Linked DNA regions of Homo sapiens: region 2 is linked to region 1. The links are chromatin contacts, found by Hi-C or POLR2A ChIA-PET in ENCODE. All regions are on one chromosome and are shown on one strand. Each heading gives the region's core, a stretch centred on a gene start or an enhancer-like site at or near the end of the contact. The rest is flanking DNA. Distances are from core to core; before and after follow the strand shown. Region 1 holds the start of XNDC1N (XRCC1 N-terminal domain containing 1, N-terminal like). Region 2 holds the start of ATG16L2 (autophagy related 16 like 2).

What was found. A loop is a pair of places that touch in the nucleus more often than their neighbours do. ChIA-PET counts read pairs that join two places held with the same protein, here RNA polymerase II (POLR2A). Pooled maps may share reads with other maps.
Region 2: a map of CD4-positive, alpha-beta T cell shows a loop between it and region 1 (6-fold over the local background). The contact joins the promoter of ATG16L2 here to the promoter of XNDC1N in region 1. A Hi-C loop is called at or near these places in 1 of 168 maps with a recorded cell type or tissue (CD4-positive, alpha-beta T cell), 2 of 37 single-sample maps with no recorded cell type and 6 of 50 pooled maps. POLR2A ChIA-PET finds 5 or more read pairs at or near these places in 1 of 52 experiments (RWPE1).

What each region holds. Positions count from the first base shown.
Region 1 is chr11:71,927,243-71,931,492 of GRCh38, reverse strand. It overlaps XNDC1N (XRCC1 N-terminal domain containing 1, N-terminal like), which reads left to right and starts at 2,899. Exons shown (of 6, transcript NM_001375847.2): 1 at 2,899-3,128. RNF121 (ring finger protein 121) reads right to left here and starts at 2,447. Exons shown (of 9, transcript NM_018320.5): 1 at 2,369-2,447. The coding sequence starts at 2,431. XNDC1N-ZNF705EP-ALG1L9P (XNDC1N-ZNF705EP-ALG1L9P readthrough) reads left to right here and starts at 2,899. Exons shown (of 11, transcript NR_172895.1): 1 at 2,899-3,128. RefSeq lists an enhancer at 2,757-3,066.
Region 2 is chr11:72,813,135-72,817,676 of GRCh38, reverse strand. ATG16L2 (autophagy related 16 like 2) reads right to left here and starts at 3,266. Exons shown (of 18, transcript NM_033388.2): 1 at 3,114-3,266; 2 at 850-949. The coding sequence starts at 3,231. It overlaps LOC107984421 (a long non-coding RNA gene), which reads left to right and starts at 3,610. Exons shown (of 3, transcript XR_007062771.1): 1 at 3,610-4,542. RefSeq lists an enhancer at 2,494-2,643 and silencers at 3,174-3,623, 4,024-4,113.

The DNA of each region.
Region 1 (4,250 bases), core at 1,650-4,149:
ACATTAGTAGAAACCTGAATACCAACTAAGGTCTGCCAGACCAGACCTCTGTTATTTTTGGAGCTTGAAGGGATGACTGTTCTGCTTCTCAGAGCTTACTTTCTCAAACATACAACAACAAAAAAGATAGAACCAGTCCACACGGAATTTCCAGACAACAGATTATACCTTTTCTCAGGAAATGAAACAAGTAACAAGGTTCCTGGAATGAATGCTAGTGGTTTCATATAAAGTTAACTCCTATGCATGATACTCTGTAAAGTCTATTATACTACTAGACGCTCTCAAGTCCTTCAAGCAATAAAGAAAAGCTAAGAAACAAAAATCAAACATGTCTTAATGAAAATGTTATTTTCTTAGCCGGGCGCGGTGACTCACACCTGTAATCCCAGCACATTTGGGAGGACAAGATCGGCGGCTCACCTGAGGTCAGGAGTTCGAGGCCAGCCTGACCAACATGGAAAAACCCTGTCTCTACTAAAAATACAAAAAATCAGCCGGGCGTGGTGGTGCATGCCTGTAATCCCAGCTACTCAGGAGGCTGAGGCAGGAGAATTGTTTGAACCCAGAAGGCAGAGGTTGTGGTGAGCTGAGATTGCAATACTGCACTCCAGCCTGGGCAATAAGAGCGAAACTCCATCTCAAATAAAAAAAGAAAATGTTATTTTCTCCTCTGCCAAAACTTCTGCTGTTTATCTCAATGAACCCTGACATATGTAACTACAGCTTTGAGATATACGTAATTGTCTCAAGGGAGAGCCCATGACTAACAAACCTTAAATAAGAACTTCAATACAGTATTTACCCTTTCCAAAGTGTCTTCAAATATATCTCACTGAACCACAGCCAACTGTAATCACAGAAATGTAAAAGCTAGAAGGGGTCTTGGAGGTCATTTCCACAACCACTCCACCTAACCAACCAACTGGTATCCAAACACCTGTAGTCTCTAGTGATTGGGAGGTAGAAGACTACAACACTTCTTTAAAAATCCCCCTGCTGTGATCACCTGTCAATTTCTCAGTCCCTTCCTCCCACCTTAATGATCCCAATCAGGTAATCCAACTCCTCCAACTCATCCCACTACCAGGCAACAGTCTTATTGCTTCCCAAGTCCACTTCTCCCTTTCTCTGAACCTCATCTTCAATCATCCCCAATCCTCCCCACTCTTCCCACACCCAACACACAGCAAGGGGCCTCTAAGATTCTGACCCCTCAGAGATCTCACTGGTTCTATCTCTGACAACCAATCCCCTTCCTCCTATTCCTGTGATGTCTTTGCCCATATGCTGGCATGTGCAAGATCACAAACACCACTAGCTATCAATGTCTCCATGGCTTCAGAATCTTTTCACCTCTGTCTCTGCTTCTCTGCCCTGTCCCTTCATTCCTTTCACACTCAACATCTCCTTCCTCCTAGTGATTCCTTCAAGGACCACTGGTATTTTAATACACCAGTCTTTAAATGCCTATTAGATAGGTAAAGGGAACATACAATCTCAAGGAGCTCACCTTCAAGGAACTCATAAATCCAGAAGAAGAGAGAGACACTTATTTATCGTTTAAAACTCAGCAACTCCGGGAAGCCTTCCCTATCCCAAGCTGAAATGTTGCACACTTCTCAGTGCCACCATTATATCTCTAATGCAATGACTAGTCTTCTTGTCTGTCTCCCACCACTAGACTGTGGGCTCTTCAACGGAGGGGCCCCTTGTCTCCCTAGCACCTGGCCCAGAACCCGGAGCAAAAGTCATAATGTTTATTAAGTGAATAAATGCATGAATTCCGGCATACAATCATTTATTCATCCACTTGTTCCTTCATTCGTTGGCCAAAACTTTACTGAGCATGCATTAGATACAAAGTCTTAGAATGGAACGATAAATAAAACAGTTCCAACTTTAAGATAACTCAAAGCTATACTACTAGTGGATTAGCACTCTTTCCCGGTCTGTGTCCCCAACCCCCACCCTAGGCTTAGACAGAGTCCTCTCCCACAGTAGAAGCCCAGCCTTCCCCTGAAGAAATTCACGTCCCTCCAACTCAAACTACCTCTTAGCCCTTCGGTCCTACCCTAAGACACCCAGCTAGTAATCACAAAATCTTAACACCCCCACCCCTCCGACCTCTCTCTCTGTCCTCCATCTTCACCCTTGAGGCTAATGCAAGTCTTCTACTCCCAAGGCCGCCTCGGAGTCCCCAAGTCAGGAGTGCCTCTGACTTCGCTCTCCACGCACCCGCCCCCTAGTCAGCTCCTTCCCTCTCAGGATCTTTCCCTTCTCTCCTAAGACCCCCACCTCCCGATACCTCACTGCCCCTCCCCTCAGTCTCAGGTTGAGTCTCTCCTCGTCTCTCAACTCCGCTTACCTCATCCAGCTCCCGTTCCCCAGCAGCACCACCTCCAACCTCCACCTCCACCACTGCCGCCATCTTCACGGCTCGCCCCCTCACCGCAGTCCCCGCGCGAGCCAGCTGCTTCCGCTGCTCAAGTGCTCCTAGCCAATCGGCGGCTCGGACTCCAGCAGAGGGGGCGGGGCATCAACACAGGCGGAGACTGTCAGGGATCAGGAGGTTATCTACTTGCTGCACGTTTCAGGGTCAAGGAGAGGGGAGTACCGTGCCCTTGCAAGCTTCAGCAAGGGAGCGTTCTTGGAAAATGAGAAATTTGAATCGCATTATTTTCAGTGCAACTATTTAACCAATTCTTCCCTTTGGAGAGCCAAATGGGAGCGTTCCAAAACGGGCAACTTTCGCGACGCTCCCTCAGTCTGGGCTCCAAGGAGCGAGACGTGGGGACTAGGAACTACGTTTCCCAAGCTGCACTGAGGCTGACCCGGAAGTTTAAATTCCGCTCCCTCCACGAAAGAGTTGTAGTGAGTGAAAATAAATATTAAAACACACGGAAATGTATTTTCCTGGCTGCAGCACCTGCCATCTTGCCTCGGTAGGACTCATTTTCAAAAACAGCAGCTTCTTGAAGCCCCAGAACGCATTCCTGTGCTACGGAAGACGGAAGAGTAGCTCTCGGGGTCAGAAGGCGAAGGTCAGAAGGCCGAATTGGCGGGAGAATAGGTTTGGTGGTCCGAGATCCGAGGCAACGGTGGCTCCTCGAGGTCCACGGTCCCGGGTGAGGGGCGTTGGGATTTGTTGATGGGGAGGGGAGTGGCCGAGAGGGAGGAGGGTGGCCATCAAGGAAATGAACTGAGCAGCCTGTTCCCGATGAGCTGTGAAAGCAGCGGTGCGGCTTGAGCTCCCGAAACTGAGAGCTGAAGAGCCTTGCGGGACCTCCAGGGCACCCACATTCCGCGTCTTACTTAGGCTGTCATGCCAGTTCACACACCTCGGCACACTTTTCTAACCCACATCCTGCGGCCCCAGCTTCTGCCTTACCCTCCTTTTTATACACCATTCACTGTCCCACCCCTACGTATACCTTCATAACTGATTTTTCAGCAGCCGGTGAACTCGATACCTTGCAAGCCTGTAGCCCCAGCTCACACGCCTCTGGGCGTCCGCCTGGATCTGTCTGGTGAATGGAACTAGGATGGCCTGTGAGCCCACAGAACGTCTAGAAAAGTCAGCTTTACATTGGGACCAACAGAAAATTACAGGGAATTATCTACATCATCCACAGGCATCCCATTTACTTAAAAATAATCATTTTTATTTTGTGACACTTAATACGGAGAATATTGTAAATACTGTACACCCATCACCCTAAATTGACTACTGGCATTATGATTTATTTGCTTATTTTTTAAAAGCTAGATAATACAATAAAAGTTAAACTTACCTGTTTTTTCTACTCTCAAGCCTATTACCCTCTCATCCTCTCCAGAAGCAACTATTATGAATTAGAATTAGCTTGTGTTCTCCCAGTCCATTTTTAATAATTATATGTAGCCATGACTATATAGTATTGTATTGTGTTTCATTTTGTTTTTTAATCTGAGTGCTTTTTTTTTTTCTTTGAAACGGTGTCTCGCTGTGTTACCAAGGCTGGAATGCACTGGTTCAATCTGGGCTCACTGCAGCCTCCGCCTACTGGGTTCAAACGATTCTCATGTCTCAGCCTCCCAAATAGCTGGGACTACGTACGCGCCACCACGCCTGGGGAAATTTCATATTTTTAGCAGAGATGGGGTCATGGCCATGGTCTCGAACTCCTGACCTTAAGTGATCCACCCGCCTCGGCCTCCCAAAGTGCTGGGATTACAGGTGTGAACCACTGTGCCCAGCCTGAGTGATA
Region 2 (4,542 bases), core at 2,017-4,516, 890 kb before region 1:
AAGCCTAAAACAAGAGCCATTAACTTCGTCCTGGGAAGATGGAAGCCAGCAAGCCAGTAAAGGAAAAGGCAAGTCTCTAGAAATGAGCTGTCCATGACTCCTCTGCTCTAAGATTCCCCTAGGCCTTGGCCAAGGACCCTTCTCAAGAAGCACCTCCCAGTCAGGCGTGGTGGCTCACACCTGTGATCCCAGCACTTTGGGAGGCCGAGGTGGAAGGATCACAAGATCAAGAGATCGAGACCATCCTGGCCAACATGGTGAAACCCCGTCTCTACTAAAAATACAAATATTAGCCGGGGGTGGTGGTGCACGTTCCAGGAGGCTGAGGCAGGAGAATTGCTTGAACCCAGGAGGCAGAGGTTGCAGTGAGCTGAGATCACGCCACTGCACTCCAGCCTGGGTGACAGAGCCAGACTCCGTCTCAAAAAAAAAAAAGCAAAGCACCTCCCAACTCTGAGCCCCAACCTATTCCTGGTTCTCATCTTTACTCCCTCTTTGCAACAGGTAGCAAGACCCTTTCTTTAGGCATCAGGCAAGGAACAGGGAAATGGAAAAAGACTGAGAAAGGGAAAAGACATAAGTATAGGGGTGGGACGGGAAGGAGATGGGACAAATGCAGAGAGATGGACAAAGAAAGGTGGAGGGGAAAGAGATTCTAAACAGCTGTCCTGTGGGAAGGCCAAGGGCCTGCCTCCCCCACCACCCCCACCACCTCCACCACCCCCACCACCCCTGGGCAGCAGCCAAGGGCTGATGAGGCACTAGGGAGAGAATGAACCCAGCACAGGCAGCAGGGGCAGGGCCCCAGCACAGGCAGCCCTTTGTGACCACGGACCCACATACACTTACCAGGGGCCCTGGTGGGTGGTGGGAGTGACACTGTTTGGCTCCGGCTGCAGCTTCTTTGAGAACTTGTCCAGCAGCTCAGCCTTCTCTAAGAGATGGTTATCTGGAGAGTGCAAGAGAGTGAGCCTGGGGCAGAGACAGATACCCAGCAGCCCCCTGGCATGCAATTTATCTCCGGCTAAAAGGGCTGAAGGAGCCCAGAGATGCTAGGGATGGGGAAGCTTCTGGCAGGCTGGCCTCTGCCCTGTGCCTGAGGGGCATCTGTGCAGTTCTACAGGACCTTCAGCCCTAGCAGTGTCCTCATAGCACCGGTCCCCAGGCCCACGTGGAAGAGGACCTGCTCTCCCAGGGACAGAAGGATGACCACTGCGGGGTACTGCCCGCTGAGGGTCCTGAGGGAAGGAAGGGGCCTGGGATTGATTCATCCCTGCCTCAGAGCAAGGCTTAGCCCCAGAAAGTGATGAAATAAACCGAGCTCTACCTGTCAATGGCCTTTGGCAAGTCACTTCCCCTCCAAGGGCTCTAGCTTTCTGCACTTAAAAATAATCCCCAGCCGGGCGCGGTGGCTCACACCTGAATTCCCAGCGCTCTGGGAGGCCGAGGCGGGCGGATCACGAGGTCAGGAGATCGAGACCATCCTGGCTAACACGGTGAAACCCCCATCTCTACTAAAAAATACAAAAAATTAGCCAGGCGTGGTGGCAGGCGCCTGTAGTCCCAGCTACTCGGGAGGCTGAGACGGGAGACAGGCGTGAACTTGGGAGGCAGAGCTTGCAGTGAGCGGAGATCACACCACTGCACTCCAGCCTGGGCAACAGAGCAAAGACTCCATCTCAAATAAATAAATAAATAAATAATCCCAACTTCCCCAGCCCTGGTGTAAGGTACCCCCAGGCCAGAATAGAAAGTCCTTGAGCAATTATCCAGCCGACATTCTGGAGGTTGGTGGTTTGACCCTGGAACACCCTCCCCCATCAACAGTCACTTCCTCTTTTCTCACCAGTTCCAGGGGAGGGTGGGGTGGTAAGTCCGGGCCTAGCTCCCTCCTCATCAACTTCCTTCCCACACTCAGTGCCCTGTCACCTTGACTGAGGCCCTGGGCCTGGCCTAGTTCTCATGAAAACCCCACCTCAGCCCCCAGGGTACTGCAGCACCCAGCAAACCTAAAGAAGGTCTCTATACCCAATTAACAAGTAAGAAGACTGAGGCTTAGCGATGTGATCTGCCCAAGGTTTCAAGACTGGCCCTTCAGTCTGATTTCAGCCCTCCAGATCTCTCTAGTCCCTCAGACTCACAGCTCCCTGGGTCGGGGCGGGGGGCAGGGGTTGGGGGGGCGGTGACCCCCTCCCTCAAACTGGACGGTTCCACTGTCTGTCTGAGCAGTGGAGAAGTGTGGCTGCTGGAGGTGGGGGCTGGCCTCGCAACCCTGAAGGTAGAGGACCAGCAGCCTGGAAGCTTGCAGAGAAATTTTCCTGGCTAAGAGCAGATTTGATTGTGGGGGTTTGGCCAAGATTAGCCCCAGTGAGAGAGCCGCAGGGATTGTGGTTAGACTTCCAACCACAGACATACAATCGCAGGCGGCCAGAGGTGCGACACACAGGCACACCTGTTCATCCCCTCTTGAAATGCCACACCCTATCCTGACCAGCTGCCCAGAAACAATTCTGAGAGTCCGACTTCGCTGGGCTCAGCCAGCATCCACCAGCAGCCCGGGGCCCCCTGATGCCCCCTCAGGCTGGGTAGGCTGACAGGGAGGTGTTCCATAAGCCTGTGCCAGCGTCGCCTGTCAGCGGCAGAGCCTGAGATGCACAGCCTCCTCCTTAGAGGTTCCGAGTGTCGCCCCTCTCCGGATGGGCCAATAAGTGGCTGCTCTGGACAAGTCCCGCGTTCTTTCACTGCGCTACCGAGACTAAGTGCACTGATCAAGCCCCTACCCCGGGGACTGCCCGGGTGGGGAGGCAAAAGAGACCCTGCAAAACCAACACCCGAGGACGCACTTGCGTCTCGGAAGCCCAGCTTGTGGGAGGCAGAGCCCGTCCTGAGGGGCGACGAGGGCAGGGGGACCAGGAGGGGCTCGTCCAGGTTCTAACCAGAGCCTGGATGGCAAGGGGCGGAGTCCTGGCAGTCGGGATGGGCGTAACGCACAGGCTCAAGGCATAAGGCACAGCGCACTCGGGTCACAGGCGGAGGAGCCAGCCAAACCCTCTCCCCGCGCCCGTAGCCGCGTCCCCTCAGCCGCCATCCTCTCAGCACCGGGGCGCACTCACAGGCCGGCACCAGCTCCAGGAAAAGCGCCTTTTGCGTACGGTCCCGAAGCCGCAGCTGCCGCACGATGTGGCGTTTCCAGCGCGCTGCGGGGGCACCGGGGACGCCCGGCCCCGCCATGGCCGCGCTCTCCCGCCTAGCGGCGCGTTCCTCCCGCCCAGGACGGCGCCAGGCCGGGGCGGGGCCTCGCGGGGACTCCGTGACGCCAGGGGGCGGGCGGCGGCGGGGAATCCCCGGCTTGTCCCAAGAGGGCTTTGGCGGGGAGGACCGAAGGCCGACGCCGGGAGGATCTGCCTCCGGGAGGAGCCGCCTCCGGGTCTGAACCGCCGGGGCCCCGTCCGAAATGTTCACCTAAGTGGGGGCTCCTGTGGCTGCGAGGGTCATAAGCAGGAGCGAGGTCGGAGCCTCCGGGGAGGCTTCCCCCACGCGGGTGGAGCGCTCCGGAGGCGGGGCCCTCAAGGCCCGGGTGTCTTAACCCCGCCGCGCCCGGGCCGAGTTCGAGAGCCGCTGGTGCTTCCCAGGCCGTCGCGCTCCTGGCCGCGCACCCAGCCAGGGACCCAGAGGCCCTCAGCCCCGGGCTCTGCGCGTACACTGAGGGCGCGGCGCAGCAGGACAGCAAGATAAGGAAGCAGAGACTGAAGGGAGGAATCCCCGCTTTCCGGGGATGATGGCGTTCGAGTTGGGTCTGTGAGGGATGAAATAGGAGTTGGCCAGAGGGAGAGAGGGACTCTAGGCCTCGAGAAGAGCACGTGCAGAGGTTCCGTGACACGAAAACGCCAGGTGGGTGCGGGGCTGGGAGGACAGGAGGCAGAAGGGTTTACGGCTCCACATGGTCGCCGAAATTTTAGGTCCCTGAGAGTAAAGGGGTGCAGCTGATTTCATCTAGAAAGCCCCTGGCCGGGAGGAGAGAACGAGCTTGCTTGCCTGGGGTTGCAAAGGAGTGGGTAGCTGAGACGGCCAGCACCCCAGCATCCTGACTCAGGGCCAGACGCTTCACCCCATTGGGCGGCGTCTGGAGGAGCAGACACATCTCTTGTGGGTACCCTCGAAAGTGAATCATGGGTCGCAGGGAACTGTGGTCAAACCGTCTCTAGCTAGATGCTAGAGAGCCAGCTCTGCAGGCTCAGGCTACTGTGAGACACGAAAGGAGGGACTCGCTGGGCACAGCCTCACCCTGGGGCATGCCAGCAGGCCCTGCCCTCTGAGTGTTGGCAGACTTGAACATCCCTAGGGAACGAGAGAAGTTGGGCAACGATGGGAGAGCAGTGCAGGCCCTGGAGGTGACGAGTCTGTTGAGATTCTGATGGGGATGGGTCAGAGGACGTAGAAAGCAGTGAAGGCCTAGACGCCCCCAGGTCAGTGTAGCCTGCTCTGCTTCCAGTGAGCTGGGCTCAGTCCCCCACATGTCATTGTCTTAGACGCCCATGGCCT